2 separate regions of the Homo sapiens genome follow, and region 2 is linked to region 1. Evidence: chromatin loops called from intact Hi-C (ENCODE). Cell type or tissue: Calu3. All regions are shown on one strand. Links, peaks and the distances in the headings refer to the core of each region. The heading gives the core; the rest is flanking DNA.

What was found. Peaks named below come from ENCODE experiments on the same cell type or tissue, not always from the same donor. Only the 100,000 strongest peaks of a DNase experiment are listed, where the experiment ranks them.
Region 2: a loop joins it to region 1, with 2.1 times the contacts of the local background. A loop is called at or near these places in 1 of 110 quality-filtered maps.

The regions. Positions count from the first base shown.
Region 1 is chr1:169,139,641-169,155,532 of GRCh38, reverse strand. The region is part of intron 11 of NME7 (NME/NM23 family member 7); the gene reads left to right. Among named protein-coding and RNA genes, the nearest start is that of ATP1B1, 41 kb to the right of the region's middle. In Calu3, for the core only: no CTCF peak of the experiment used is centred there; a DNase peak (open chromatin) is centred at 6,852.
Region 2 is chr1:169,317,398-169,333,289 of GRCh38, reverse strand. NME7 (NME/NM23 family member 7) reads left to right here. Exons shown (of 12, transcript NM_013330.5): 2 at 8,790-8,897; 3 at 10,007-10,173. Among named protein-coding and RNA genes, the nearest start is that of NME7, 42 kb to the left of the region's middle. In Calu3, for the core only: no CTCF peak of the experiment used is centred there; no DNase peak of the experiment used is centred there.

The DNA of each region.
Region 1 (15,892 bases), core at 2,962-10,961:
GTCGAAGCAGTCCACTTCAGGCACAGGCAAAACAGCATTGCATCTTCTGTAGATCATTTTAAAACAATAATAGAATCCACTAATAGTTTGTCTGCTTTTTGTTATCACCATAAACAGGCAGTTCCAAACAACGTCAGTGAGAAAATACTGCCCCTTCCCCAGGGTGGACTACTCCTGCCAACCCTTGCTTCATCACTGCTTTGTTGCCCTCATTTTTCCCATTTTGCCAGAAAGCAGTGAAATGTCATCCTAGACCCTCACCATCTGGTGGTTGGGAGCAACTGGGCTAAGTTACACATGCTTATGGAGTCTTTGATTGATAATTTTATTCAAACTTGATATGGAAAACATATATCACATTTCATAGGTCAAAGAGGAATGTAAACTAGTTGAGTCCTGCGAGTGGTGATTTTATCTATGTTAAAGAAAATTGGGACAGGTGCTGTGGTAATCCCAGCACTTTGGGAGGCTGAGGCAGAAGGATTGCTTGAGCCAAGGAGTTCAAGACCAGCCTGGACAACACAGCAAGACCCTGTCTCTATCTTAAAAAAAAATTTTTTTAAATTATACAAATTTTAAAAACATATTTTAAAAATAAAGAAAAAATCCTTTATAATTATTTGGAGAAATAGAGTATTCTTTAACACTTATACATGGGCACAAATATTTTTAAAAATATTTATTTAACTAGGACTAATGGACAAAGGTAGAAAATTCTGATTTTTTTTTTTTTTTTAGACAGAGTCTTGCTCTGTCGCCCAGACTGGAGTGCACTGGCTTGATCTCAGCTCACTGCAACCTCCACTTCCCGGGTTCAAGCGACTCTTCTGCCTCAGCCTCCTGAGTAGCTGGGACTGCAGGTGCACGCCACCATGCCCATCTAATTTTCATGTTTTTAGTAGAGACGGTGTTTTACCATATTGGCCAGGCTGGTCTCGAACTCCTGATCTGCTCACCTTGGCCTCCCAAAGTGCTGGGATTACAGGTGTGAGCCACCGTGCTTGGCCTCTGATTTTCAAATTCAAAATAAAAAGCCAGAGATTTTTTTATAATATTGAGTTCTTCAATGTAACATGAGGAATTAAAAATTAATTTTATCTCCTTAATCCATGGCTTAATTTTAAGTTAACTACCACATGTTATTTTATTTAAATTTCATTCATTCATTGATATGAATCCGCAGTCATTTCACCAGGTATTGTTTTGAAGATACACATTTCTGCCCAGCACAGTGGCTCACACCTGTAATCCCAACACTTTCGGAGGCTGAGGTGAGAGAATCACTTGAGCCCAGGAGTTTGAGACCAGCCTGGGCAACATGGCAAGACCCAGTCTCTAAAGAAATACAAAAATTAGCCAGGTGTAGTGGCATGTACCTGTGGTCTCAGCTACTCCAAAGGCTGAGGCAGGAAGATTGCTTGAGCCTGGGAGGTCAAAGTTGCCATGAGCTGTGATCATGCCACTGTACTCCAGCTGGATGACAGAGTGAGATTCTGTTTCAAAAAATAAAATGTGATTATCCCTATTTGACTGGGCACAATAGCTCACACCTGTAATTCCAACACTTTGAAAGACCAAGGCAAGAAGATCACTTGAGCCCAGGAGTTCAAGACCAGTCGGGGCAACAGAGGGAGATGTCTCTACAAAAAATAAAAAAAAAAAAAAAATTAGCCGAGCATGGTGGCAGGTGTTTAAAGTCTCAGCTAGTCAGGAGGCTGAGGTGGTAGGATCTCTTGAGGCTGGGAGGTTCGAGATTGCAGTGAGCCATGATCACATCACTGTACTCCAGCTTGGGTGACAGAACGAAACTTTGTCTCAAAGAAAAAGAAAAGTAGAGGGTTTAGATGGAAAAGATAAAAAAAAATGTAAAATTAAATTGTAATATAAAATTAAACACCAGCATAAGAGAATGTTACCAGATAGTGTATGATGAAGTGTTAGAAACAGTAAGTATGAGAGTTCAATGGAGAGCAGTATGAGTGTGGCTGAAGGGGGTCAGGAAAATTTCATGAAATAAATTTCATGAATTTAATGAAATGGTATTTGAAGAATAAGGCAGATTTTTATACACACAGAAAAAGAACATGGCAGGCTGGTTTTAGGAGACATTGAGTTCCTCTGGTTGAAGTGGAGGGTTCCTTTGGTAGAGTATGGGAGATAAATTTGGAAATGTAAATTAGAGCTAGATTGTGGAGACTTTGGAAAGCTTTCTGATGGCAATAATGAACATTATGGTAACAGTGATAAAAATAATAACTTTAATTTACTAAGCAATATATACCAGGTACTATGCCAAATTGTTTACCTGCATTACCTAAAAACTCTGTTGAATAGTTTCTATTATCTCCATTTTATATGCTAAGAGAGTGAGGCTCCCATAGGTGAAATGACTTGGCCAGGATCACCCCACCAATGAGTGGCAGAGAGCTGAAATTTGAACCCAAGTTTGTCTAAGTCCAAAACCAGTGTTTCTATACAGCAAACTAGGTCAACGATGACAAAAGTGTTTCAATTCAAGTGCCAGTTTTTGATTTATTGATAAAACTACAACCAAATAGAAAAAAAAAATCACCATGATGGATTACTGATGTTTGCTGTAAATGCTGGATGGGAGTTTCTTGGTATGTATGACACACAGTGGCTACTTAGGCTCTAGAAAACTGGAAGCCATCAAAGGTTTTTGAACAGGGAAGTGACTCGATAAAGGTTCCAAAACTTTAACCAAGCAGCAGAGTTTAAGGTGAGTAGATAATAGGAGTAATGGACGCGTATACTCTGATCATCCAGTAACAAGTCTTAAGGACCTGGTAGTCTAAAATAGGACCATTCAGAAATTTTCTTCTCCTTCAAGTGATCTATTTCTACTATCAAGGTGTAATTCTTTGAAGAGTATCTGTCTCCTCCCCTGTCCTCTATGATCCATGAGAACAGTGACCTTGTGTGTTTTGTTCATTCCTCAATTCTCCAGTGGGTAGGCATTCAATATAGTTTTCTTAAATCCAGTAATAATAAAAGCAATGATGATCATAGAAAGCACTCACTTTGTGCCCAGACTGGGTTAAGTACTTTCAGTACAGCAAATGCATATGGAATCAGACTACCTGGGTTTGAATTCTAGCTCTGCCACTTACTAGCTGTCCAAGCAAGCAGGTTAAACTCTTGTGCCTGAATTGCCTCATCTTTATGGTGGGAATAATAATAGTACTTACCTCAGAGAGCAGCAGCAAGAAATAGATTAGGTGATATAGGTAAAACAATAAGAATAGGAAGTATTCAATTAAATATTGGTTATTATTATTATCTTTTTAAATTATTATCTTTACCATTCTATACTTAACTTGTCCATTAGAAAATAAATATAGTAGAGTCAAAGGAAAGGCTATATATAACTTCTATGGCAGGCCTGTTTCGTGTCAGGCCTGTTAGGCTCTTTTATAAATGATATCCCAGCTAAGTTAAAACTCTAATTTCACTGTCAGAACTTACTTAATTATCTTTTTACCAAATATAAAACCCACACAAATCTGGATTTTCTTTTCATTTCAACTGATTATGGGCTTTAACAAATCTGGTTTCAAATAATGTATTTTTAAAGATAAATTGGAAATTTATCATGGGAGGGCTCCCATGAGGATGCAAGGCAGGCTGAGGAGGCAGGCTTCAGATCAGGTCATGTAGGGGCAATGAACCCGAGGGAGGAGGCAGATGGACAGAGGACATAGACAGAGGGAGGGGGTCTGCAGAGGGAAAGAGATACTGACCGAGGTCTGGAATGACCATCTCTACCAAGAGGCCCTCTGCCTCCCACAGGGTGTCCAGACACTGGTGCACACATTCTTACCCAAGGGCCTGGGCTGGCACAGCCCTCAAGAAGGTGGCACCCACTCTGGCAGTCAGTGGGTCTGGCCTGGTGGAAGGATCATCACAGGCTTCAGGGGGCTGGACAGCCTGGGGGGGACTAGCGGAGGTCATCTCTTCCAGCCTCCTGCCCTCAACCAAGTCCAGCTCTGAGCCCTGGGTCACCGAGGGCCACCCTGGATTCATTGGAATCCCTCCACCTCCAGTAGGTCAAGTTCTGTAGAGGTCTGAGGATGGTGGTCAGCTGGGGAGTCAGGAGCGGGTGAAGAGGGTCACAGTTCTACCAAAGCCTTGTCCAGTCATCCTCCATCCCCTCGAGGCCTCTTCCCTGATCTCCCACTCCATCCTGCCACTTCACTCATTTCATCAGCTGCCCCTGAAGCACCCGGGACTCAGGACTGGTTTTATCTTCCAAGGCCTTGGTGAAGGGCTGGCCCAGGATCTACAGCCACACCTCATACAGCACCAGCTCTGCCTTCCCGCCTAGAGCAATGAGGGTGGAGATGGCATCAGCCTGGGCCCCCTCTCCTGGAAGCCCTGGGGTGGGACTCATACCCAAGCTCTAATGCTCCAATCCAGCAGTCAACCAATGTTAGTCTAAGGGCCCATCCCTTGCTGCCTGTTTTTGTGCGGCCCATGAGCTAAGAATGGCTTTCACATGTTTAAATGGTTGAAAAACATCAAAAGTAGAATAATATTTTGTGACACATGAAAAGTATGTGATATGCAAATTTCAATGTCCATAAATAAAGTTTTATAGGAACATAGCGGGGAAAAGGCTTTTATTCTTTTAGTGTAGCCTTTTATGTTTGAAGAGCAAATTATATTGCCTTGCAAGAAATTCAAAGGTCAGTACCCAGGTGCTAGCCTCTGTACCTATCTGAACTTGCTCCTCTTTTTTTTTTTTTTTTCCTTTTCCAGCCTCTCTTCTCATCATATAAACCCTCTTGTCTGTCACCTGGCAGTACAATTAAACTCATGGATGATTCCCTTTTGTAGCTGAAGTTTGAGAGGCAAAAGTTAGCTGGTTAATAGAAAGGAAGTGAGAATACATGTTTTTTCTAGACAACCAAAATATCCCTTTGCCTACTGTTTATTAAAAACAAATAAAATCAAAAGCTTGTTCCATCACCACTAAGCAATGCTTGTCTCTATTTTGTAGGCCTTTACTATGATGATCTTCAGTAATGTTAATATATTAAGTGAGTTTGGCCAATTCTTGATCTTTTATCATAATGGAGAAATTAAGGGGTTAGCAAGGGCCCTTGAAATCCAGAGAGATACTAGCAACTATTTGTCCATTAAATGCAATGTATTTACAATATACCTTACCTTTTTTATAACAAGTATACAGATAGACTAGCTTGCCCTTAGACTCTTAAATATATTTTTCTCAGCTGTCTTATAGAGCACAAAAATATTTGTTATGGGCTTAATATGCACACACACACATACAGACATACAGAGTAAATTAGAGACAATATATATACATATTGTAAACTAGAGACAGAGTCTCATTCTGTCACCCAGGCTAGAGTACAGTGGTGCAATCATAGCTCAATGCAGCCTTGAATTCCTGTGCTCAGGCAGTCCTCCACTGTCAGCCTCCAAGTAGCTGGGACTACAGGCATGCACCACCATGCCCAGCTAATAAAATAAGTATTTTATAATTGAATGGAAGTGATTAAGAATCATGAAGGGACCCAAAGTCATAAACTAGAAAGATGTTAAAAGACTGGCTCATATCAGAACTGTATAATCCGAATTCAATAAGTCAGTATCACAGTAATCTCCCCTTATCCACAGTTTTGCTTTCCATTGGTCCCAGTTACTCTCAATCAACTGTAGTTCAAAAATATTTAATGGAATATTCCAGAAGTAAGCAATTCGTAAGTTTTAAATTACACACCATTCTGAGTAGCATGATGCAATCTCATGCTGTTCTGCTTTGACCCTTCATCATCACAAGAAGGATGAATACAGTACTTAAGATGTTTTAAGTGAAAGACCACATTCACAACATAACTGTAATTACAGCATATTGTTATAACTGTTCTATTGTATTGTTACTGTTTTTGATCCCTTAACTGTGCATAATTTATAAATTCAACTTTATCATAGGTATGTTTGTATAAGAAAAAACATAGTATATGTAGGGTTTGGTACTATATGTGGTTTCAGGTATCCGCTGGGGGTTTGGGATGTATCCCCTAGGGATAAGGGGGAAATACTGTAATAACCAAATATAATCCTCTAGCAGTAGAGAGAAATGTGTAACTAAAATATTAACTTCTCTTAGTTAAATATTATTTATTTTATTTTTTTATTATTTTTGAGATGGAGTCTTACTCTGTCACCCAGGCTGGAGTGCAGTGGCAGGATCTTGGCTCACTGCAACCTCCGCCTCCCAGGTTCAAGCAAATCTCCTGCCTTGGCCTCCCGAGTAGCTGGGACTACAGGTATGCACCACCACACCCGGCTATTGTTTGTGTTTTTGGTAGAGACAGGATTTCACCATGTTAGCCAGGCTGGTCTCAAACTCCTGACCTCAGGTCATCCACCCACCTCGGCCTCCCAAAGTAGGATTACAGGCGTCAGCCACTGCGCCCTGCAAGTTAAATATTACTTAAAACTAACAAATAGATATGCTCACTAGTGCTCTTATTTCTAGTAATCTTGAAGTTGAAAGAACTTCCAGAAGAGCATTGGTATAGAATATATTGTGTGTATGGGCATCTTGTGAAAGAGAAAACTGAGAAAAGATGCCAAGGACAATACATGTATGGGTACATGGCTTTGATCCACATATCAAGTAAGGGAGACAAAGTGCCCTTTTTAACCTGTGACTTTTGTGTCTACTCACCTAAGACAGCTGGTATTGTGTTCACATTACCAACCACCAACACTGTCCAGTCCCTTCATTTTCCTGGCTCTGGAAGACTGAGGAGAAAGATGAAACCAATTCACTCATTGTGCTTTGCTCTCTGCAGTTTGACCCTGAACTCTTGACTTTGGTCTGCTCCCTGCCTCATTTTTCAGTCAGTGACTAAGCAGTTTTTGAGTTAATAAGTAACTCTTAGGTGACTGATTAAAAATTCTAGGAGGTGACTTAGAAAGGAGTCTAAAACATGGTTGCCCTAATAGAATTCATCCTGTTTTTCATTCATAAAATATTACAGCTACTCCCACTTTGGCTTTAGGGTGAAAATTGTTAAACCTACTACTGTTCTTTGTCCTTTAGACAGTTATGGGCTTTCCTGTTTTAAGAGGAAACAGAAGACTAGTCTAACAGGAAAATATTAGGCTCAATGTTTTCAAGAGCACATGTATTGAGAAGGTTTTGCAGGTTATGGAAAGCTTTTAAAGAAATGAGTCCGGGTGCAGTGGTTCACACCTGTAATCCTAGCACTTGGGGAGGCCAAGGCAGGTCAATCACTTGAGGTCAGGAGTTTGAGACCAGTCTGGCCAACGTGGCAAAATCTTGGCTCTACAAAAAATACAAAAATTAGCCAGGTGTGGTAATGTGCACCTGTAGTCCCAGTTACTCAGGAGGCTGAGGTAGGAGAATCGCTTAAACCCAGGAGGTGGAGGTTGCAGTGAGCAGAGATCAAAGCACTGCACTCCAGCCTGGGCAACAGAGCGAGACTCTGTCTCAAAAAAAAAATAAAATAAAAGAAACTTGAAAGAAATTTTCTTTCAAGAAATTGAAATTATTTCTTTCAAGAAATAATATTGTATGAGCAATTTTCTGTGAGATAATTGTGAAAGAAGTTATAACAATCGCTATATCCTTCTCACCTTTAATCTGAATGTTAATTTAGCCACAAAGATAGCAATAAGACAACATCTTGAAAGTATCTTATCCACAGCAAAGTCACACTTTCTTAAGCATAGATGAAATCCAAACTACTATAGTCGTTACTTTTAAATCTCATATTGGGCAAATGCTTACTTGATATAGTTACGAATTTGATACAGTCATGCTCTTGATGAAGTTTAAAAGATAGCTCTGCTATTAAATTTATTTGCATTAACTCTTTCTTATTGCTTATTGATTTTTTATTTTTATGTATATGGTAGGAATATTAACTAGCTTGTAGGGAGTCCTGGCCATATGCCAAGCATTGGTCTAAGTGTTTTATATGCATTAATTGACGACTTCATTTACAGATGAGTAACTGAAACATAGAAGAGTTAAGCAACTTCCCCAGGGCCACACAGCTAGAACATAACAGAGCACAGACTTGAACCCAGGCAATCTGGGTCCAGAATTTATACTCTCTAACCTCACTGCCTTTCTGTGTGATCTTAAATGTAACAAGTATTATTTCTTTAGAGTTCATGATAGGATGGGGAGTGAGACTAGAAAAACTAAGCATGAGGGAAGATATAATAGGAAATAGAGTCAGAATATTTGGCCTCCCTCAAAAGTAATTAGAATGATTAGATATTTACTTAGGTTTTATCCTTATTAACTGATATTTTTATTCACAAACTTGTCCAACTCAGTTTTAGATTAAAAATATAAAGTTATTTATTCCTTAAAAAATTCTTAACTATCAAGCTGCTGTATTGTCAGCAGCAAGAGGCCTTTGAGTTCTTGAGGGGGATGAGAGAAGGTCACGTGCCCCTGGAATTCCAAAGGATTATTCTGATCTCACTGTGATTTCACTGTGCTTACCCATGAGAGGGGCATAGTCAGTATTTGTTGAATGACCAAGTACATAATTCTCATCTCCCATTCTAATAATAATGTGTCATATGAGGAACAAAATCACAAGTACTTTCTCCTCTTTGTCCCCATTGTCCTTATACATACTTCTGTTAACATACTTGGTGTATTGTTAAATAATTATTTGTTTCTGTGTAGTTCACCCCTTAGTGTGAACTCCTTGAGGGCAGGGGCCATGTCTTACCTTTGTATCCCAAGAACCTAGCCTCTGTTTATCAGTAACTTAGTTGATTATTGACAAATGGCTGTGGAAGGAAGGGAAGGAGTAAGGCAGACCTAGAGCTGATATCCTTGTGTATTTATTTTACATTTATTAAAAGGTCATTGGGTTTAATCATTTGAGGCTTTTGAAATATATTCAAAGATGATATTTCTTGGATTTGATATGACTCCTCTGATTTAACCCCTGGGAAGAGGTCACTGGGATTTAAAGAATATGTATGTTATAGTCTGTCCCTTAGGTACACCACCTGATTTTATTGCTAAATTATGTCATACTCCAAAGGGCTTTGGCTGTACTTTTGGTGAGTTTATCTGTAATTATTGATAAATACATTCATTTTTGCTTAATTTATACAGAATGCCTGTGTGAATCACCCCAAATCACTGTAGCATTTAAATTTCCATCTCATGGTATAGCTATGGACTAGGAAGTCTGCCTTGGAAATTAGGGCTTATTCTTTGAAAAACCACAGATGTATTTATTATTTGAGACAAATGTGTAGTATGGGATCTTTTCTCCCTCCGATAATATTAAATGCTGTGTTCTCACTTGTAAGTGGGAGCCAAACAATGGTTACACATGGACATACATAGGGAAATAATAGACACTGGGGACTCTAAAAGCGGGGAGAGTGAGAAGAGGATGAAGATTGAAAAATTGCCTATTGAGTACAATCTTCACTATTATGGTTACAGGTATGCTAGAAGCCCAAACCTCACCATCACACAATATATCTATGTAACAGACCTACACATGTACCCTCTGAATCAATAAAAATAATATGAAATGCTGTATCTCTCCACTTTTTACTTTCTTCTTCAGGCCCACTATACTCTCATATTATACCACATTTAGCTCACATCTCTTGTGGTATGCACTGTGCACTCACAATTGTGCTGGATGCTGTTTTTGTTTCTAGGGGTTATAACAATTCGATTTTCCTCCATAATTCTATTTCTTGTTTTTAAATTCGGGTCAACATACATTGTGAATTCCATCTTTGTTGTAAGCACACCCTTATTTACTGCTTTTACTGACCTTGTCATCTTACAGAATAGTCTACTCTATCAGTGAGTGATATCTCCCATTCTGTCATTACCACTATGGTCTGAGCAAGAGTAGGGGCTGGAAAGAGGCTACAATGAGGCTATCTATGGATTTTCAGTGGGTAATTTTAAAAACTGTGCCTCCATGGAAGCTTCTGATAATGCTTCTGTCCTCACCTCCACCCCGCCTCCCACTGTGCTTCTATAACTGGCCTTATGACAACAAATGAATCTGGCATAAGAGAGAAGAGCACCAGAGTAAGTGAAACAGAATTGAGTGAATTAGCCGTCTCGTTGGATTCTACCCAATCACACTGTGAAAGTCCATTATGCATTATGCTTATATTCCATTGTGTAATGAATGGTAATTCTTCTAATGATAAATACTGGTCCCCTTTGGTACCAACCTTAGAGTTAGAAATAGCTTAATCTGTTGAGTAAATGAATAAAAACCGCAAGTTGAAAACAGCAAAAATAATTTCTTTGCTTGGAATATCAGTGTACATATCTTTCCGTGCAAAGTTCTCCACTTTTCTCATTACCCATTAACTTGTTTGTTACTCTACAATCTCCATCTGAGAGCTAAAATCTGCTGCTTACTATTCACAAGGCAGAGAGAATTATAAAACGTTATACAATAGTAGCACACAGCATAGCTTTGAATCTTTCCATAAAGTCATCATAATGGTACGTTTTCTGAGTATTGCCTTCAGTTTGTTTTAATAAAGAATTCATTGTTCTAGTGTTTACATGATGATTTTCTGTAACAGAAACTGATACTGACATTGATACCTTAGGCTAATGCAATTTTTAGTCATTTTACTGGGGTAAAAATAACTTTGTTGTATAATAAACAAATTGCTGAAGCAATCCTCCTGCTTCAGCTTCCAGTAATTGGGATGGCAGGTGCACGCCACAGTGCCTGGCTTCTTCTCACATTGATAATTTTGGTCCTTCTCAGGTTAACATACATTTATTGAAGGCCTGTTTGTGCCATTCACTGTTCTAGGCACTACGGCTAAATAAGACACACTCCTCATTCTCAAAGAATTTAACATTCTCCAGGAAAAATTGTTATCGAAATTGACATCAGAAAGTAAATGCTAGGAGATTGATCCTTCCTGGGTTTCATGAAAGCCCCTATCAGGAAGTAAATGCTAGGAGGTTGATCCTTATTGGGTTTCAGCACAAGAATCAGATGAGCCTCCTGTTAGATATGAAATCTGCTCCAAGTATTGGAGGATATGTTAAAAAAAACAAAACATAGAATAGTATTCCAGGCTGAAGAAATAGTGTGTATGTTGTATAATATATTCTCTTGTAATGGCCTTTGTGGATAATTACACATTGCAAGTATTCAATTTTATTTGCTAGTATTCCAGTTTGTCTTCTCATTTGAGGGATATTATGTATCCATTCTCTTAGCTCTTTACCTTGGTTTTTTATTTTTGTCTTTGTTTCCTGAGATGGAGTCTCACTATGTTGCCCAGGCTACAGTGTAGTAGCTACTCACAGGAGCAATCCCTAATTCCATGTAGGGAAACTACATGGAATTTGATATAGCATAGCTTAAAAAGACATTAGAGAATTGCAGATGAGCATGGAAAGGTAGCTAAGGCTCAAGTCATATAATTATTTTATGCCAAATTTAGGAGTTTGAAATTTATTCATAGGGTTAGTCCATGGACTGACTGGCTGAAATTGTTTGCAAAATGTTGTGGATGTATTCATTCTGGGGGGGAAATGGTCCGTAGCTTATTAGATCTCAAAGTTGTCCACAATAAAAAAAAATTGTTGAGAATATTTGCAGTGAAAAGTTTAAGTAAATGCCCATACTGTTCACTAATTAGAGTGAAGTAAGGCATAACCATATCCATGTTTCATATTACAAGAAATGTGATGTACAGAGCTGTCAGTGCAATGAATGGAAGTTGCCAGGAAGACTTCTGTAGCCAAAACTAAACCGTAAATTCATTCATTGAACATTTCACTGAACTTTTCCTATACACCAGAAATTGGTAAGCACTGAGGAGACAGTAATGAACAAGAGCTCCTATTCAGACACACATTCCATTCAGGGCTCATAGTCTAATGAGGAAGGCAGACATTAATCAGATAATCACAAAAGGAAATGGACAAGTATAAATTCTGATTATTGCTGTGTAGTGAAAGACAGGATGAGTTGTAATCGGGGAACCTGGTGTAGATGGGGGATTAAGAAAGGTTTCCTTTAGCAAATGGCATTTGAACTGAGGCCTGAAATGAGTGTCAGCTGAGGAAAAAGGTAGTTGACTCCAGGCCGAGAAAATAGCACTTGCTAAAGCCCTTATGCGGGGAATTGGTTGGTGTGTTTTAGAAAAGGAAAGAAGAAATATAAAATGCAAAAAAAAAAAAAAAAAAGCCTGAGGTGACACTGGAGAAATAGAGATTGGGCCATGCAGGGCTTTGTGGGCTATTTTAAGAATATGGATCTTTATCCTCAAAACATCAGGAGGCAACCCTTGAGGGGAATGGGCGTTGACATAATCAGGTTTATAGTTTTTAAGAGGTCTCTCCAGTTACCATGTGGAAAATGGACTGAAGGGGGTCAGGTTGGGATAGATTTGTTAAATAATAGTATAACAACTGAAAATACATTGATACCATGTACTTTAATTTATGGGTTGTTATAAATTCATAAAATGTGTCTAGGCATTAGTTTCTCCATGTGGAAAATGATGAGGCTGAACTTGTAATTCTCAAAGCTTGGACTCCCCTACAAATGAGCTGAATAATTGATCCTCTGAGACCTGGAGGCAGCAGCTCCAATCCTTAACCACTTCCTGTGCCGGCTCCAGGATGCCATGCGAGAATGAGCATTTTCTAGGTGCACCATGAGGTGACAAAGATTGAGAGGCCCTCCTCTAAACCCCTTTCCTGCACTAACATTCCATGATTCTAGGTTTTGAGGAAATCAAATTCTAATCCGACACCTTGGTTTTACCATTGAGGAATGTGTTGCCCAAAGAAGGAAAATGGCTCACCTAAAATTGCATGGCTTAGTGTATAGAACATTACTCTCCTAACTAGTAATCCTGGGTTTTTCTAGTTTGCCATACTGTCTCTGTATCCTTTGTAAGCAGTATAATGAATTATTATAATTATCAAATTGCAGGTGCTTCTTTTTCTTTCCTCTATTTATGAACAGAAGTACAGTTTATTCTTTTTTGATTACCAGTTAAGAATTTATTGCTGTAAGTCATCAAGCATCGTTTTACTAAAACTTGAAGACTAGAAATGGAGAAATTAATTCCTAGGAAAACAACACATCTTATCTTATTCTGGCTTAGCTGAAAATATTGCAAGACTAGCATTTCTATTTCAAAATCAGCCCAAAGGCTGTGAGCATACAGAAGTGATGAATAGAAAGATGTTAGCTGAGCTCTTAATGACTTTTACTTGATTTGAACTTGAGTTCAAAGGTAAATCAAAAGTTTAAAGTTGAACTTGAATCTTACTATGCCATATAGGCTTTCCTTAGCCTTCTGGAAAATCTAAAGTATAAGGGAGGTCCAGGAGTATAGTGATTCTGGGCACAGACTCTGGAGTCAGGTGGTCTGAGTTCAAATCCCCAGCTTCTCCTCCTACCAACTTCATGACTTAGGAAAAATTACCTTTCTCAGACTCATTTTATCTACTTGAAGAGTAGAAATAATGACATTTCACAGTAAAAATTAAATGAAGCAATATATGAAGTAATTTTCTCTTAAATCTTAAATTACCTCAGCATATGCTTTCACAATTTCTTTCCAATTTTAAGTGACAAAGTCCATCCCAGCTATTCACTTCATTATCTCATGAATTCTGATTATGTATTCTCTCAGCTTTTATCCAATCTAAGAGCTTTTTCACTTTTCTCATCTGTCCTTATAAAAAAAAAGGCATTCCATCTTCTAAAAAATTTTTATTTCTATTTTCTAACTCTATTATTTTTGTCTTGGAGCTTTTCTAACTGAAATGTGTATGAAGTATAGCAATAGGAACTTCCCAAGAAATAAAATATTCTGTGGTTTGTTTTTCTTGTAAAGAGTACTGTAATTCCTTGGGTTTAATTGACAACATCCTTTATGAGGACACTCAGCATATCAGCATTGATGGCCTCGTAGACAGCAGTCTTGGCCCAAGTATTCAGGGAATGACGAGGACATACTCCAAGATCCTTTTCCCGAATCACTGTTTATTGTTTATAAAACTCATCTTGTAAGCCTGCTTTATTTCCTTATCAATACCCAAGGTAATCCTGTTGAAGTTTACTCTGCTTTTCTGCCCATATTCCCCACTTCATCTTTTGAGGCCTACCTGTCTCCTTGGCACATTATCCATGTTAAGTGCCTCCAAGGTACTGTGGATACTAGTAAATGCCAAATTAAGTGAGGGGTTTTATTCTTTCCCCAGATCACATATAATGATATCAGATGGGCTTGGTTTGGGCTCTGATTTCGGAGGCACCTACTTTGACTAACTATCTAGGACAGTAGTTTTCTTTTTTTTTCTTCATCCAGAAACTTTATTGTAAATCATTTGTCAACAAGATCTGCATTTCTAATTTCAGTTTGTCATTCCTCTGAGGCACAGAGAAAGGAAAAGATGAGATTAGGGTTAATGTTTATTGAGCACTATGTATAAAGGATCTTATTTAGTCCTTATAAACAATACTAGGGCAGTGGCTTTCAACCCCAGTGGACATCAGAAGTGTCTGTGAAGCTCTTTGAAAATGTGGACGTCTAGGACCTACCCAAGACCTAATGAATCAGACTCTCCAGGGTGGGGGTGTAAGCATCTACTTTTTGGTTCTTTAAAGATCCATAGGGTGATTGTGATGTACAACCAAGTTGAAAATCACCAATCTTGAGAACTGGTCTTTATATCTACAATTTCTTTTATTTGAAATCTTTTTTTTTTTTTTTTAAGGATAGACTGTTCCCTGTCAAAATCTTTTCTTCTCTGGGAGCCACAAAATGAATTTCTAAGAGGAAGTGTCAAGGTCACCTGAGTTTTTCCCCTCTGCTTGCTTGGCATTCATAACTGAGAAAACCCATCCCTGAAGCTTTACTGTAGCTGATTTGTAGCAGAGCCCATCCTGGGCTACTAGTTTCAGAGTGGGAACATGGGGCCATATGTCCTTTTTAAAAAAGTATTATTTGTATAATGTGCTACAACTTTATAAATTCACCCAGAAACTTACATGCCCACTAAATCCAATGAGGTAGGTTTTATTATCTTCAATTTTTAGATTAGGAGACAGGCTCAGAGAGTCTAAATGATTTGCCTAAGAGCACTAGGAAATAGTGGCTAGAATAAAACTCAATTCTTCCAACTCCAAATCTAGTACTCTTTCTGTTCTTTCTACTGATTAATATTTTTATCATTCCATTTTGAAATAATTTCAGACTTATAGAAAAGTTTAAAAAAATACTTTCCACAAGCCCTTTACCTATATTTGCCAAATGTTAATATTTTACCATGTTAATCATCCTTTCTTCTGTCTTTCTGTACATATGAATTTAATTATTTATAATATTTAACAGTATGTTATAGATGTAATTCCCCTTTATCTCTCAATACTTCAGTGTATATTTCCTAAAAACACTGATATTATCTACAGTCACCACAGAAAGTGATTGCGAATCAAGAAGTTAACATTAATACGATACTATTATCAAGGTACAGACCTTCATTTTTTACCCACAAATGTCTTCTGTGGCAAAAGAAGAAAAATAGTTTCTGGTTCAGGATCCAGTCAGGGATCACATATTGCATTTGGTTCTCACGTCTGTTTACTATCTTAGTTTTCAAAGTTTTCTTAGTCTGCCTCTGCTGTTCATGACTTGAATAATTATGTATGCTATCATCTGATAAGCTGGAATTGACAGTTCTGGCTGTCAGCACTTGATGGAGTTATTCAGAGATACTTGGGTTCAGTGACATACAGCAGGATGGGCCATAACATTAGGAGAATATTTGGAAACCAATAATAGTGATATTTATTATGCA
Region 2 (15,892 bases), core at 5,288-13,287, 180 kb before region 1:
TTCTACTCTCCATGTCCATGAGTTCAATTTTTTTTCATTTTTTAGAACCCACAGATAAGTGAGAACATGTGATGTTTGTCTTTCTTTGCCTAGCTTATTTCACTTAACATAATGATCTCCAGTTCCATCCCTGTTGTTGCAAATGACTGGATCTCATTCTTTTTTATGGCTTAATGGTACTTCATTGTGTATATGTACCACATTTTCTTTATTCATCTGTTGATGGACATTTAGGTTGCTTTCAAATCTTAGCTATTGTAAACAGTGCTGCAACAAACATAGGAGTGCAGATATCTCTTCAATATACTGATTCCCTTTTATTTGGGTATATACCCTGCAGTGGGATTGCTGGATCATTTTTAGTTCTGTGAGAAACCTTCAAACTGTTCTCCATAGTGGTTGTTTTAATTTACATTCCTAACAACAGTGTACAAGGGTCCCCTGTTCTCCACATCCTCACCAGCATTTTTTATTGCCTGTCTTTTGGATAAGAGCCATTTTAACTGGGATAAGATGATATCTCATTGTAGTTTTGATGACATTTCTCTGATGATCAGTGATGTTGAACACCTTTTCATATGCTTATTTTCCATTTGTATGTCTTCTTTTAAGAAATATCTATTCAGATCTTTTGCCCATTTTGTAGCTGGATTATTAGATTTCTTCCTGTAGAGTTGTTTGAGTTCCTTAGGTGTTCTGGTTATTAATCCCTTGTCAGATTGGTAGTTTGCAAATATTTTCTCCCATTCTGTGGGTTGTCTCTTCACTTTGTTGATTGTTTTATTTGCTGTGCAGAAGGTTTTTAACTTGATATGATCCTGTTTGTCCGTTTTTGCTTTGATTGCCTATGTTTGTGGGGCATTGCTCAAGAAATTTTTGCCCAGACCAATGTCCTAGAGATTTTCTCCCATGTTTTCTTGTAGTAGTTTCATAGTTTGAGGTCTTAGATTTAAGACTTTAATCCATTTTTATTTTATTTTTGTATATGGCTGGAGATAGGGGGTCTAGTTTCATTCTTCTGCATATAGACATCTAGTTTTCCCAGCACCATTTATTAAAGAGGCTGTCTTTTCCCCAGTGTATCTTGTTTGCACTTTTGTTGAAAATGGGTTCGCTGTAGGTGTGTGGATTTTTTCTGGGTTCTCTATTCTGTTCCATTGGTCTATGTGTCTGTTTTTATGTCAGTACCATGATGTTTGGGTTACTATAGCTCTGTAGTATAATTTGAAGTCAGTTAATGTGATTTTTTCAGTTTTGTTCTTTTTGCTTAGGATGGTTTTGGCTATTCTGAGTTTTTTGTGGTTCCATATAAATTCTAGAATTGTTTTTTCTATTTCTATTCTTTGAAGAACGACATTGGTATTTTGATAGGGATTGCATTGAATCTGTAGATTGCTTTAGGTAGTGTGGACATTTTAACAATGTTAATTCTTCCAATTCCATGAACATGGAATAGCTTCCCATTTTTTTTTTGGTCTTTTTCAAATTATTTCATCAGTGTTTCATAGTTTTCATTGTAGAGATCTTCATTTCTTTTGTTAATTCTTAGGTATTTTATTTTATTTGTGGCTATTGTAAATGGGATAACTTTTTAAAATTTCTTTTTAAGATTGTTCACTGTTGGCATATAGAAATACCACTGATATTTGTATGATTTCGTATCCTGCAACTTTACTGAATTTATCAGTTCTAAGAGTCTTTCAGTGGAGTCTTTAGGTTTTTCCAAATATAAAATCATATCATCTGTAAACAAGGATAATTTGACTTCTTCCTTTTCAATTTGGATGCCCTTTATATCTTTCTCTTGTCTGATTGTTCTAGCTAGGACTTCCATTATTATGTTGAACAACAGTAGTGATAATGGGCACCCTCGTCATGTTTCAGATCTCAGAGGAAAGGCTTTTAGTTTTTCCCCATTCAGTATGATACTAGCTGTGGGTCTGTCATATTTGTCAAATATGCTTTTATTATGTTGAGGTATGTTACTTCTATATTCAGTTTTTTGAGAGTTTTCATCATGAAGGTATGTTGAGTTTTATCAAATGCTTTTACAACATCAATGGACATGATTGTATGGTTTTTATCTTTCATTCTTTTGATATCACATATCACATTGATTGATTTGCTTATGTTGAACCATCCTTGCATCCCAGGGATATATCCCACTCGGTCATAATGAATGATCTTTCTAATGTATTGCTGAATTCAGTTTGCTAGTATTTTGTTGACAAGTTTTGCATCAATATTTATCAGAGATATTGACCTGTAGTTTTATTTATTTATTTATTTTGATGTGTCATTGTCTGGTTTTGGTATCAGGGTAATACTGGCCTCGTAGAATGAGTTTGGAAGTAGTCCCTCCTCCTCTATTTTTTGGACTTTTCTTTACTGGGAGTCTTTATTATGGCTTTGATCTCATTACTTGTTATTGGTCTCTTTAGGTTTTGAATTTCTTCCTGGTTCAATCTTGGTAGATTGTATATATCTGGTTATTTTTCTGTTTCTTCTAGAGTTTTCAGTTTATTGGCATATAGTTGCTTGTAGTAGCCACTAAAGATTTTTTTAATTTCTCCAGTAACATTTGTAATGGATTTTATTTATTTATTTATTTAGAGACAGAGTCTTGCTCTGTCACCAGACTGGAGTGCAGTGGTGCGATCTCGGCTCCCTGCAATCTCCTCCTCCCGGGTTCAAGCAATTCTCCTGCCTCAGACTCTCAAATAGCTGGGACTACAGGCGCCTGCCACCATGCCTGGCTAATTTTTGTATTTTTAGTAGAGATGGGGGTTTCACTATGTTGGCCAGGCTGGTCTTGAACTCCTGACCTCGTGATCCTTTTGCCTCAACCTCCCAAAGTGCTGGGATTACAGGTGTGATCCACCACGCCCAGCCATTTTGACTTCTTAGTAGCCATTCTGACTGGTGTGAGATGGTACCACATTGTGGTTTTGATTTGCATTTCTCTATACGCCACAGTTACAGTGTTATAATATCCTGTGTTTTTCTGTGTACTTACTATTACCAGTGAGTTTTTTACCTTCAGGTGATTATTTGTTGCTCATTAATGTCTTTTTCTTTCTGATTGAAGTACTCCCTTTAACATTTCTCATAGAACAGGTCTGGTGTTGATGAAATTTCTCAGCTTCTGTTTGTCTGGGAAAGTCTTTATTTCTCCTTGATGTTTGAAGGATATTTTAACTAAATATACTATTATAGGGTAACAGTCTTTTTTTCCTTCACCACTTTAAATATGTAATGACACTCTCTCCTGGCCTGTAAAGTTCCCATTGAAAAGTCTGTTGCTAGATGTATTGGAGCTCCATTGTTTATTTGCTTCTTTACTCTTGCTGCTTTTAGAATTCTTTCTTTATCCTTGACCTTTGAGAGTTAGATTATTAAATGCCTTGAGGTGGTCTTCTTTGGATTAAATCTGTTTAATGTTTTCTATAATCGTCTTGTATTTGGATATTGATATCTTTCTCTAGGTTTGGGAAGGTCTCTGTTATTAGCCCTTTGAATAAACTTTCTACCCCTATCTCTTTCTCTACTTCTTCTTTAAGACCAATAACTTAGATTTGCCCTTTCCAGCCTATTTCCTAGATCCTATAGGTGTGCTTCATGTTTTTTATTCTTTTTTTGTCTCCTCTGTGTATTTTCAAATAACCTGTCTTCAATCTCACTAATTCTTCTGCTTGATCAATTCTGCCATTAAAGGACTCTGATGCCTTCTTCAGTACGCTTTTTGCATTTTTCAGCTCCAGAATTTCTGCTTGATTCTTTTTAATTATTTCAATCTCATTGTTAAATTTATTTGATGGAATTCTGAATTTCTTCTCTGTGTTATCTTGAATTTCTTGGGTTTCCTTAGCAGAGGTTTTTTTTTTTTTTTTTTTCAGGAAACACAAATTTTCATGAAATTTGAAAATTCAAACCACAGCATGACATTAAGAAAACACAAATATTACTTATCCAGAAGAAAAAGTGTTTTGAACTTTTTCATAAAATATTTAGGAACAAGGAAGTTGAAGCTTGGAGCGGTAGAGTGAGAAATAAGGAATATGTGGGAGAGAAAGTAAAGTGAAAAAAATTAGATCAGATTTTTTTTTTGTTGTTGTTAGCACTAAACTGGTTTGCTTCAGGCCCCTAGCCAGGGTTGATTTTGAAACCTATAGCAGAGCTATTTTGAATACTCTGTCTGAAAGGTCACATATCTCTGTTTCTTCAGGATTGGTCCCTTGTGCCTTATTTGGTTTATTTGGTAAGTTCATATTTTCCTGGATGATCTTGATACTTGTGGATGTTCATCTGTGTCTGGGCACTGAAAAGTTAGGTATTTACTGTAGTCTGCAATCTTGGCATGTTTGTACCCATCCTTCTTAGGAAGGCTTTACATGTATTTGAAAAGTCTTGGGTATTATGATCTAAGCTATATCTGCTTTAAGGGGCACCCTAAGTCCATTATAAAACTAATGATGAATGTGCAACAGATAGTGTTATAAAATTTAAAAAGAAAATTGTTACTAAAATTTTTATTGACAAAAACAGATCTATAACTGTTTGAACTCCCCAAAAGGTAAGAATTGTACTTTGGCTCTGATTTATTAATATGATATATCCTTTACAAAAAAATTTACCTAGTATTATATGTTCAATAGTTTTTATTTTCATTTATAAATATAATTTTAGTCATTTTTTTGTCCATCATAAATCCCTTTTTCCTTCATACTGATTTTTTTCTGCAAAGACCTTTAAAAAACTATTTACCTAGGGTTAGTTGCAGCTGAGGCTGCATCATCACAAATCCAGAGTTGCTCTTCTTGTATGTCAGAAAAAGATCAGTGAGGGAGATGAGTGTGTACAATGCAGTTCTAAAGTCACAGGTGGACCTATAAGCCACCATCATCGCTTTGGGAGACATAGGCAACAGAAATCCTAAGTGCTTCATGTAAACTAAGTCATTTAATCCCCAAAACTACCTTATGAAGAAAGTACTGTTTCCATTTTTCAAATGGGGAAAATGAGAGTTAGAGACATTAAGTCTTGCCCAGGTCTTTTGGACTCTCACAAATATTCCTCCATAATCCCCCCCTCCAAAAAACCCCTTTATAGTTTCCTGGATCTTCTCTTTAAGCAACACATTTCAGGGCCATGTCTCTTGCTGTAGGCTGCCAGCAAATGATAGCAGCAGTAGCACCAGCAGCAGCAGACTTATCAGATTGGTGTGCTCGTTGCACTCAGCATGCTAGTAGTACCAGGCCCAGTTGGTATTTGTTGATTGATGATCATAGTATCATCAGGAATGGAATAGCTTTCTGATCAGTATTATTGAAATGAGGCCAAGGTACAATTTTGCTTGGTAACATACGCTTAAACTTACTCTTGAACTGAGAGTTTGGATTTTTTAAAGTATATCTGTATGGAAAAGATTGTTAATTTCATATGATCCACTGTAAAGCTGGACCTTCCTTTAAACAGTAGCAGAGAGAGGTGGTGGTGTGATTTATTTCTCCAAAGACTTGTTTAATCTTCAAATATAATTTCACTTGCAATTCCAATATTGGTCAATATTTCCATAAAATCACCTATTTTTTGTTATAAAACTTATATGAATTTTACATTCCACTCAATAACATATATTTATATACACATATATGCATGTTGCAGTGTAAAAATTGTTTACGTTACTTACCATCGAGTAAGACTGGTGCTCTAGGAAAGTTCTCTCTGTATAGACAGAGACCTTAAGACTTTAAGATACTAAGGCTTCTGGGTATAATAATACCACATTGTCCAGTTCAAGTCACTTCAAGACTTCTGGTATAATAATACACATTTTCCTTTAAGACTTTAAGATTTCTGGAACAAAGTGTGATTATGTGTGAGGGATCAACTCTTTTATTATGTATAACTTATATTTAAAATGTTCAAAAGAGGAAAAATGATTTGGCTTCTTTAAGAAAGTCTCTTTTTGATGCAGTGTAATCTTTAAATGTTCCTCATAAAGTACTTTTGATAGAAGTTGGAATCTTCAGGGAAGAAGGAGCTAATGATTGTCTGTGTAATCATTAGGTTGTGGCATTCTCATCAGAGCATCTGTGACAGACAACTCAAGGTGTATCTATGTGCTACTAAAGTGTTAGTTTCTCTCTCTTGAGTTGGCCCTGGAAGGCTAGTGATATGGAAATATCTGAGTCATAGGAAATGTAGTTTCCAGTTTTGGCTCAGTTATTAACCAGCTCTGTGACCTTATGCTAGTCATTTATATTATCTGGAGTTCAGTTTCTTTATCCATAAAGTGAAGAGTTAAAACAAAATGATATATAGCTTTAATAGCATTTGAGGAAGGAAACCAAGTTCCTCCTTTTTTCTAGATTTGGCTCAACAAAGCTGAAAAGTAAATTTTCTTTAAATTTTAAGGGTGGCTTTGGTCTGGATGGTGTGTGTATGTGCATGTGTGTCAGGCAGGTAGTTGAAAGGCCAACCTCACTGTGATGTTTTATCCCAAGTCCAGATGTACCACTGTTATATCTCCAGGTACATCTTTTAACTCTAGGAAGTAAACACAGTTTTTACTGTAAAGGTAAACCAGAAAGTTAAGTTTAAATCAAGTTTGAATATAATTTGTACTTGGAGTAATAAACCTTTTCCCACAGAGGAAACAGCACTAGCTTGGGAGTTCGTTTCCAAAAGCTCTACTGAACAAGCACAGGTTTCAGCTCACTTTTGTACCTGTTTCTCTGTCCCTTGGTGGGCTCCCTCTACCAGCTTCTTAGGCTTCTCAGTCACTTGTCTGCTTGACTTGAGACTCAGCACATGTCTTACGAGTAAAGACAACGCAATGAATGTTGGTTTCACTTCAATGGGCTTCCTGTCTTTCTGGATCTTGGATCCTCAGATCCTGGCTGCCTTAAAAGCTCTCCAAATCTTTGATATCCTACTTTTCTAGTTGTTCTTAGAAGTAGCATTGGTTTGCTGTGAGCTACTTTGTCATAGCCAGAAGCAACAGTTCCTCAGTTTATTTTCTTTGTATTAAAACTCTTTTCTGGATAGAGTATAGTGCAAAATTCTGCTGCCCAATTCAGAATTAAAGAGTGTGGTTGGCAGGTTTGGTGGATAGGCTACATGGATAAATGGAAGTACCAGGTTTCGTGGATTTTTCATTTGCTTTAGTTAGATGTGTCATTTCTTCTATTTTATATTTATTTTAGTGAAGGCAACATTTCAATTATGTATTTAAATAAATATTTTATTATGGATAGTAAAAATTTTAATAATCTACTAATATTTAAATTTTTATTTGTAGGTGAGTACAATACTAGAATGCACAGTGAAACCTAAACTCAAAAAAGCTGTATTGTTATAATCAATATGAAAAATATATATGATGAAAGGCTTTTACAAATGTCATAGTATGTCTCTTATTTTACATTTATTTTCTCTTGAGTAATCAGCATGGTTTAAATATGTCTTTGGATGATTGTGGGAAAAATAAAAGTGTCTTAAAAATAAAAGTGTCATCTACGTTATAGTTTATGGATATATTATAAACATCATTAGACACACAACTTCTACCATTAGAATTTATAAGTCAATTATTAACTTAAAAAGAACCCCCAAATTTTCCCTAACCAGAGCATCAGATGGCAAATCCAGAATTAGCAATAAAACTCCTAGATTCCCTTCTTCCCTATGCTTTTATTTGCTTATTATAATGAAGATCTTTGGGGCGAGGGTATTTTTACTAACATATATGATGGGAAGTCCTGCTCAATAGTCAAGGGAAAAGGACCCATCTTTGACTTATTTTTTTCATTTTTTGCTCTCTGTGGTAGCCCTAAGAGTGTACTTCACAGACCTCCAACTACAGGCAACCTAAGTGACCAAGGGTCCCAGCTGCTGTTCTCTGAAATCCACTGCTGCTTTTGTGCTGAGCACTTGCTTCCCAAAGGCTGCTCCCAGCCACTGATTGAGAGGAGCAGGGATACTAAAGCTGGCCCCTCCCTGTCCTTGGGAGTCACCTGGCTCTAGCACTTCCTGATGGGCTTACAGAACCTTTCTTAGAGGGTGTAGCAATGTGGGATGATTCCACTTAACCTTCCTTGCATCTCTCCACCACTCTGTGTCAAACTTCTATTGTTTTTATCGGCTTTTCTAGTCTTCCTTGGCTCCCTCATCATTTTATATTACGGGAATTTTCCTTAATGAAATTCTTGTATGTTCAATCTTGTCTTCACATTCATTTTCAGAGGTCCTAGACTAACACATTCTCTATTTCTATAAAAAGATACTATCATATGAAATTACTAAGGAAAAAAAAATGTTTGCTATAATTTTAATGGTAATATTCTGATACTACTAGATTCTCAAATTTAGGGAAGTCAAAACTTCATATAATTGAGAGCTCTCCTCAGAAATTTATTCTTATATTAGTTTATTGATAGTCTGTATGTAAACTTGCTTTCAGAAGGACTGAATTGTTACAATAGTAAAATCAGGAGCTCATGTTCTCAGAAAACGTTAATTTACTCAGGATGATTAGATGGCTGTAAAGTAAAAAGCAATCCATAAGTCATCTTTGAGATATCTAAGGGTATTTAGTGAGAAATTGAAAGGAAATATTGCTGAGGGTGTGTTGATAACTGATACTTTGTTGAAAAGCAGAAACATTCAATATAATAGGTAGAAGTAATTTTGTTTCTTGCATATTGGTAATTTCATTTTGTGTGACTTACAGAAGAGTGCTTGTTCTTTATATGTTAGTGTTAAAATTCTTCTGTCTTTCTTTGCAGAATCATAGTGAAAGATTCGTTTTCATTGCAGAGTGGTATGATCCAAATGCTTCACTTCTTCGACGTTATGAGCTTTTATTTTACCCAGGGGATGGATCTGTTGAAATGGTAAATAAGCCTTTCTTTGCTTGAATGTTGGCAAAGGGGGTGAACATGGGAACCATTGCCTTTTATATAATTGCTTTTTAAAAACACATTTATATGTATGTGTGTGTGTATATATACATATGGAAATTCTTTTTAAACTTATTCATTATAATTCCAATATAAGAAGTTAACTTGTGCCTTTATTTTTAATGTCAAAAATAGGAATTTTTTGTTGTTGTTGTTAGAAGACTGAAGTGGGGGCTGGGCGCGGTGCCTCATGCCTGTAATCCCAGCACTTTGGGAGGCCGACCCAGGCAGATTACTTGAAGTCAGGAGTTCGAGACTAGCCTGGCCAACATGGTGAAAACCCATCTCTACTAAAGATACAAAAAATTAGCCGGGTGTGGTGGCACATGCCTGTAATCCCAGCTACTCGGGAGGCTGAGGCAGGAGAATAGCTTGAACTCAGGAGGTGGAGGTGGCAGTGAGCTGAGATCACGCCACTGCACTCCTGCCTGTCCTGCCTGGGCGACTGCATGAGACTCTTGTCTCAAAAAAAAAAAAAAAAAAAAAAAAAAGACTGAAATGGGATTATTCATGTTTTGGATAAGAAATAAACAAGTGATTATAGATAAGGATTATTATGGTCATAAATACGTCCTCATTATTGAAAGCTGTTATTGCTACAAAAAGTCAAATTGAAGAGGCTCAAGCTAAGAGACTTCTGTTTCTTTGTGTTCTTTCACTGGCAACACAATTTTAACAAGTAGATCTTTTTGGTATTGGGATTTTGTGTACACAAGAAAGCAGAAATTTGGGTGTATGACTCTTTCTTTAGCATTTTGTAAGGACTACTTTGCTGAAATGATTTGGTAATAAACAAATCTTTCTATTCAGGTTTTTAAGAGTATTAAATTTGTAATAAGAAGCTTTTATGTTATTACCAGATTGGATTAGGAAATATGGAAGTTATTAAAAATTATGATTTATATTTGTAACAAAAAAGAAACAGAATATAACCTATCTTTGATAAGACAGAATTAAGAATTATTTCTACCTTATGATGAGATTAACTTTCCTTATTCATAACTTTTTTTGTTTGTTTGTTATATTGTTGTGTCTGGTTCTAGCATGATGTAAAGAATCATCGCACCTTTTTAAAGCGGACCAAATATGATAACCTGCACTTGGAAGATTTATTTATAGGCAACAAAGTGAATGTCTTTTCTCGACAACTGGTATTAATTGACTATGGGGATCAATATACAGCTCGCCAGCTGGGCAGTAGGAAAGAAAAGTAAGAAAACAATTATATAATCTTTTTACATGCTCTAACTTTGGGTTCAAAGTCAATCTGAATCAAGACTGGGAGTATGTAACCATATGAGGATGGATAGGACCTGGAAAATGGTTGTCTTCATTCTTTTTCTTTTTTTCAATTTAAAAAAAAATTGATAATACCATAGTTGTGCATGTCTCATCTGACTTAATTCATGTTTATGTCTCCTGTGGCACTTAGCACATCTCCATCCACATTGCAAGCACCTTGTCTGTATTAGCTGAACGAATTAATGAATCACAATTTAAAATCTATGATCTATTCTTTCCTTTTTCCACTTTCTCCCTGTTTTCAAATGATGATCTTTGATCTAGTTGACCAGGAGGTTTTTGCCTAGATTGTTTGTAACTAATGCTGCCTATTGTCAAGTTTTGTTAACAGATATATATATATATATTTATATCTAATAGATGTTGACCAACGGATCAATTGAAAAATGACAATGTGAGTGTTGTAAAAAGGAAAAAAAAAAGAAACCATATAAAGAAATTATGATACAGGGAGACTGATGTATCTTATTCATAACTGTATCCCTAAAAACTGTTGTAGTGATACCTCAAACAGTAAATTATTCACAGAGTGTGACCCACAAAAGTTTGTTAAATATATGAATGAATAAATTTATGTCATCGAAATGTCTGGAGGTACGGTATGTCTAAAGGAAGAGTTTCCCACTGGCTGGCATCCCCGCCTCCCTATCTTCCTCCCACTGCATGTGGCTCTTTCTGTGAGAGAAACTGTGACATGGTGCCTCCACATGTGTCCCTGTTCTTCTCTCTATTGTTTGTCAAAGCTGCATTCATCATTCTTTTTCTCAGTTTTGATTTAGAAGAGATACAGTCATCTGTAAAAGGGGCTAAGAAAAAAAATGGAAGAGAAAGAACAACTTGTAGATACAGCTGAAAATTAGACTTATAGAAAACAAGAAAACAAGGATTTTTGATGTTTTCCTTCTGAATACTGATTTTCAGTATTAGCAAGATGACATTTTAATTTTCAGTCTCTACATTTATGAATTTCAACTTTCTGAGACTAGAATTAATTATATTTGAAGTGAAATTTTAATTCCTTTGTCATCTTTCTTGGCTTTAATTTCTGTAGCTTATACTTTGTATGGTTTGGGGAGTTTTTTTTTCCTGTAGAGTGATTGGTGCTGTAATTAAAATAGGGATTATTTGTAGAAGTTAAGGCTATATGTATAAAAGGCTCCAAAAATGATTTAATTCAATAGGGAAAACAAATCAATCAAACTATTTTTTGAGATCTACTACTCAAATGACTAGCTGATTGCCTAACGTCTGAGTCACTCTTATAGTAATATGATATCTCTTTCTGTGACTTCCATAGTCTTTCTGTATAAGCACTTTATAGCTCTTGAGGTGATTGGATTCTTAGTGTGGGTGTTAGTACACAAATGGTGATGGATCAGAGGGGTGGTGCATGCCTCATTAAAAAGGAAGACCAAAGACTCTCTTTGAAATAGGACAGAAATTTCAGGTATTAGATAAATAAATAGGAATCTTTTAATGTTATGAGATCTTATGTAAAAGTCTTTGGGATTAAAGAAATGCCAACCATAATTCCTTTATTTAAAACTCATAAATATGTGTAGCATTCATTTATGGAGCACATACTATGTGCCAGACACTATGATATGCACTTTACATACACCTCAGTTCAAGACTACTTTATTTTATTTAATTATTGTTATTTTTGAGGTGGGGTCTGGCTCTGTCACCCAGGCTGAAGTGAAGTGGCATGATCATAGCCCACTGCACCCTTGACTTCCCATGCTCAAGTGATCCTCCCATCTAAGCCTCCCAGGTAGCTGGAACTACAGCCATGCACCACTATTCCTGGCTAATTTTTTGGTATTTTGCTAGAGATGGAGTTTGGCCTTCTTGCCCAGGCTGGAAGACTGCTTTAAATTTTTATTTAAACTAGCAAAATAAGTGAGTTAGGGAGTCAGGGTTAACAGTCTGACCTAAGAAAAATAAAATAACAACCATAAAAATTATAATTTATGTATTTTAACTATGATTTGACTGAAGTGAATGTTGTTAAATCTATTTTATAGAATGGGTAAGTAACTTGTCCACAGTAACACAGCTAGAAAGTAAAGGGAAACCAGAAAACCGTGTTTTGTTTTTCCCTAAAATTCATTCTCTTTCTACTAAACCTCTAATTAATATGCTGGCAAATACTGTTGAATGGGACTGATTTTAAAACAGGATGAACAGAAGAATTCTATTTTAATGTAAAAACAAATTTGAAGTATTTGGGCTTTATATAGTTAATGAAAATGAAAATATATGTAGTATATATTTTACTGACTCAAATTGATTCACCATTTTCTCTTCTTATTCTTTCTTAATTGCATATGGGTTAGTAAATCCAACAACCATTTGGGTGATTTAAATAAACTTCTTCCAAACCGAAGAGTTTCAAAAATTTATTGTTTTATTTAAATGGCAAAAAGTAAGCATATGGAAATATGTGTGTATGTCTATCAGCGTTCCACAGAAACACCTTCTATGTAACAACCGATTTAGTCTAGTTCTCAGTTTTGTATAGTGTTGAGAAAAATTTTTGAACCAATTACATTTTCAACTCTTTTCTTTCTATAGTAAAGCCTGTAGTGAGGAGGATGAGTGAAATTGATCCCCATGGAGCCTATCAGCTAATTGGGGAGCAGTTATCCAGATAATTTAATATAATTCAGCTTAACTCATGAACTAGCTTCAGCTTTCCAATTCCCTTTGACTGTAGAAATCTGACATTTGATTCACATTTTTATCCTCTCTTTATAAAGATCCTCTAATCAAATGGATAAAGGTTACAAGTTGTCAATGAGTCAGTCTTTGATTTTAATTTTAGCTAGTAATTAATTGGTGCTTTATGATTGTTGTTTAGATTTGGAGACACGATACAATTTGTGTCTTTCTAAAAATTTATTACCTCAAACCAGAAATAATTAAAGTTTTCATATGATGAGTCAATATGTATATGTATGCATGTGTATGAATGATAGAGGAATTTTATATGAATAGACAGCTATTCCCCATGTGATAAGTGAGGTATTAAATGTTTACTTTGATAGCTTATATCTTTAGTAAGAAGTTTATAAAAATCAATGAAAAATAATGCTAGTATCCTATTTAAAAATCCATTAATTTTAAGTACTGAGCCACATATTTACATTGAGCAATCCTCATTCCTTTTGAGTCTCAGCCAGAAAGCAAGCCATCTAATCAAATTAAAGGGAGAAAGGCATCAGTAGGTTGGGTGAACAACATTATAGTAGATGTTAAATACATGAAATTCTTGTGCCCATCTATTAACTTTCAGTGAAAGGAAGACCCCCCTGTTTTTCAGAAGAAAAATTATGAAGTCAACTGTGTGTATAATCTTTGATCCCAAGGTCTAAGCCCAAGTTATTTGAGGCTCCATCACAGCAGGAACTCAGTCACAGTATGCATTTTCCTGTCCTCTTGGAGATGTACTGAAATGGTATATGGATAAAAAAACAAGCCGTATTTTAGATGAGACCTGTGCTTGGAAGGGGCTTAAGAATACTTCTCCCTGGAGGTAGGGAGATTGACCTAAATAACCTTTTGAACTAAATCACCTTTTGAATTTTTAAATACAGCCCAAAAATTCCAAGCATTTGCTTAATTGATAATTTTTTAAAAGGTACTGAAATAATACTTTATATGTTTTCTAGACTTATGTAGTTTAACAATTCTTATGGATGAACATACATTTTCTAATATTAGAATTTGACTCATATGAACTATACGTTTTTTCTATGTGAAGATTTGGCAGTATCATCAGATATATGTTTGAAGAAATTTCATTGGAAGGAAATGTCATAAAATCTTGGCTATATCAAGTTTGAAACAACTTCAGTGTTCAGGTATTATATAGTTTAGCAGGATTACAGTATTGGGATATCATAATGTATGAATGACTTAAAAGACATTTTAATTTTAATTAAAATTAAATTTAAAAATTAAATTAAAATTAAAATTAAAATTAAAATTAAATTAAATTTAATTTTAATAAATACAAAAAATGTACCTCTTCTGTTCTTCCATCCCAACTGGAATAAATTAAGTTTAGAATACTTTAAAAATTATTATTCTGTCTTCCCCTGGTTGTTATGGCACTTCACCACCGCTACCCCCACCGCTGCTTCCATCTCTATCTCTCTGGCTATTTTTTCTCAGAGTCATTCCTTCTCAGAGGCAAAAAAGACTCCTGGTATTCCCCAGGGTTCTGTTCATGGCCCTTTTTTTCTCATTCTATATACTCTCCCAGGGGATTCTATGTACTCCATGACTTCAACAATGTGTTGCTTTCCAAATTTATGTCATCACCCCAGCTGTAAAACCATATGTTTAAGCTTTTTCCTGAACGTTTCCATGTAGATTTTTCACAGGAACTTAAAAATCCAAAATTGAATTAATTGACAAATTCAAAATTAAATTAATTCTCTTTCATTGAAAAACCTACTTCTGTATGCACTAACACAATATTCACCTAATTACATACTTACAAAATTGGTGGCTGTCCTTGAGTTCCATATGTATTTTATCCCTAAATCCACATGGGGACCTAATCTTACCAATTTACTTGTCTCCTTCATAGATCTCTCTTATTTCTCTTCTCTTTTTTATCTTTTACATTCCTCCTTAAAACAGCTTCTTGTCATCTCTTGAGCTCAGTTAGTCTCCATTCTTCCCTCCAAATTACTAACTGATGAAGAACTAACACAGGAGATAGATGTAGATCAAAATATTAAGTATTAATTTTACTTAGGCTGTCTTGTGAAAGCGTGTTTGAGAATGGTTGAGGCTTTCTTTCTATTCCTATTTCCTCTATCCCTTACACTGATCTGGAACTTGAGGCCTGCCTGAGGAAAAGTTGGATCTACAGAACAAACTAAGGGCATACTTGCCCAGGGTTCTCATCCTGCCTCCCAGCCCATGGAGCACAGGAGAGAGAGCACTAGAGAGAAACAGGCTTCCACTGCAGGTGCCGGACTCTGATTCCAATGTGCTTAACATGTGAAAGCAGGAGAACAATACGCTATCCCTTACTTGTACACTATCCCCTACTTGAGGGTCTGCAGGTCTGAGAAAAAAGAGGTCGGGCCACAAATAACCAGAAACCCTTAAATATGGCCGGACATGGAGAAGCAAATGGAAGAAGTAGAGAGAGAGAGCACTTTCTTATGGGAACAGGGATAGAAGTTACTTTACTCATGAGGAGCAAGAGTACACATTCCTAGTTGTTTTCTGGGTTTTATACCTTTAAGCCAATTGGCTGCCATGCTCTAGTAGACTATGGCTACTTCTCGGGGAACAGACCAGATGAATATTAGTTTAGTCTTGCTCTCACCTTTGGGAAACCTTTCCCTCAATACCAATTACTGTTGCTTTGTATATTGTCCTAGGACCAGTGGTGAGCAGTTGAGTTTTGGCTGCAGAAGGGCACCCTAATGCCTTAGAGGAATACCTTAGTTCAGTAACAGAGGCCTTGCTAAAAACTCACCCCCAATCTTTTTCTCATCTTTACTTATCTATAGTATCGTTGTCTAAGATGGCATGCTATTGATTATACGATAGACCCAACAACAGTGTAACTGCCTCCCAAATAATACAATGAAGAATGC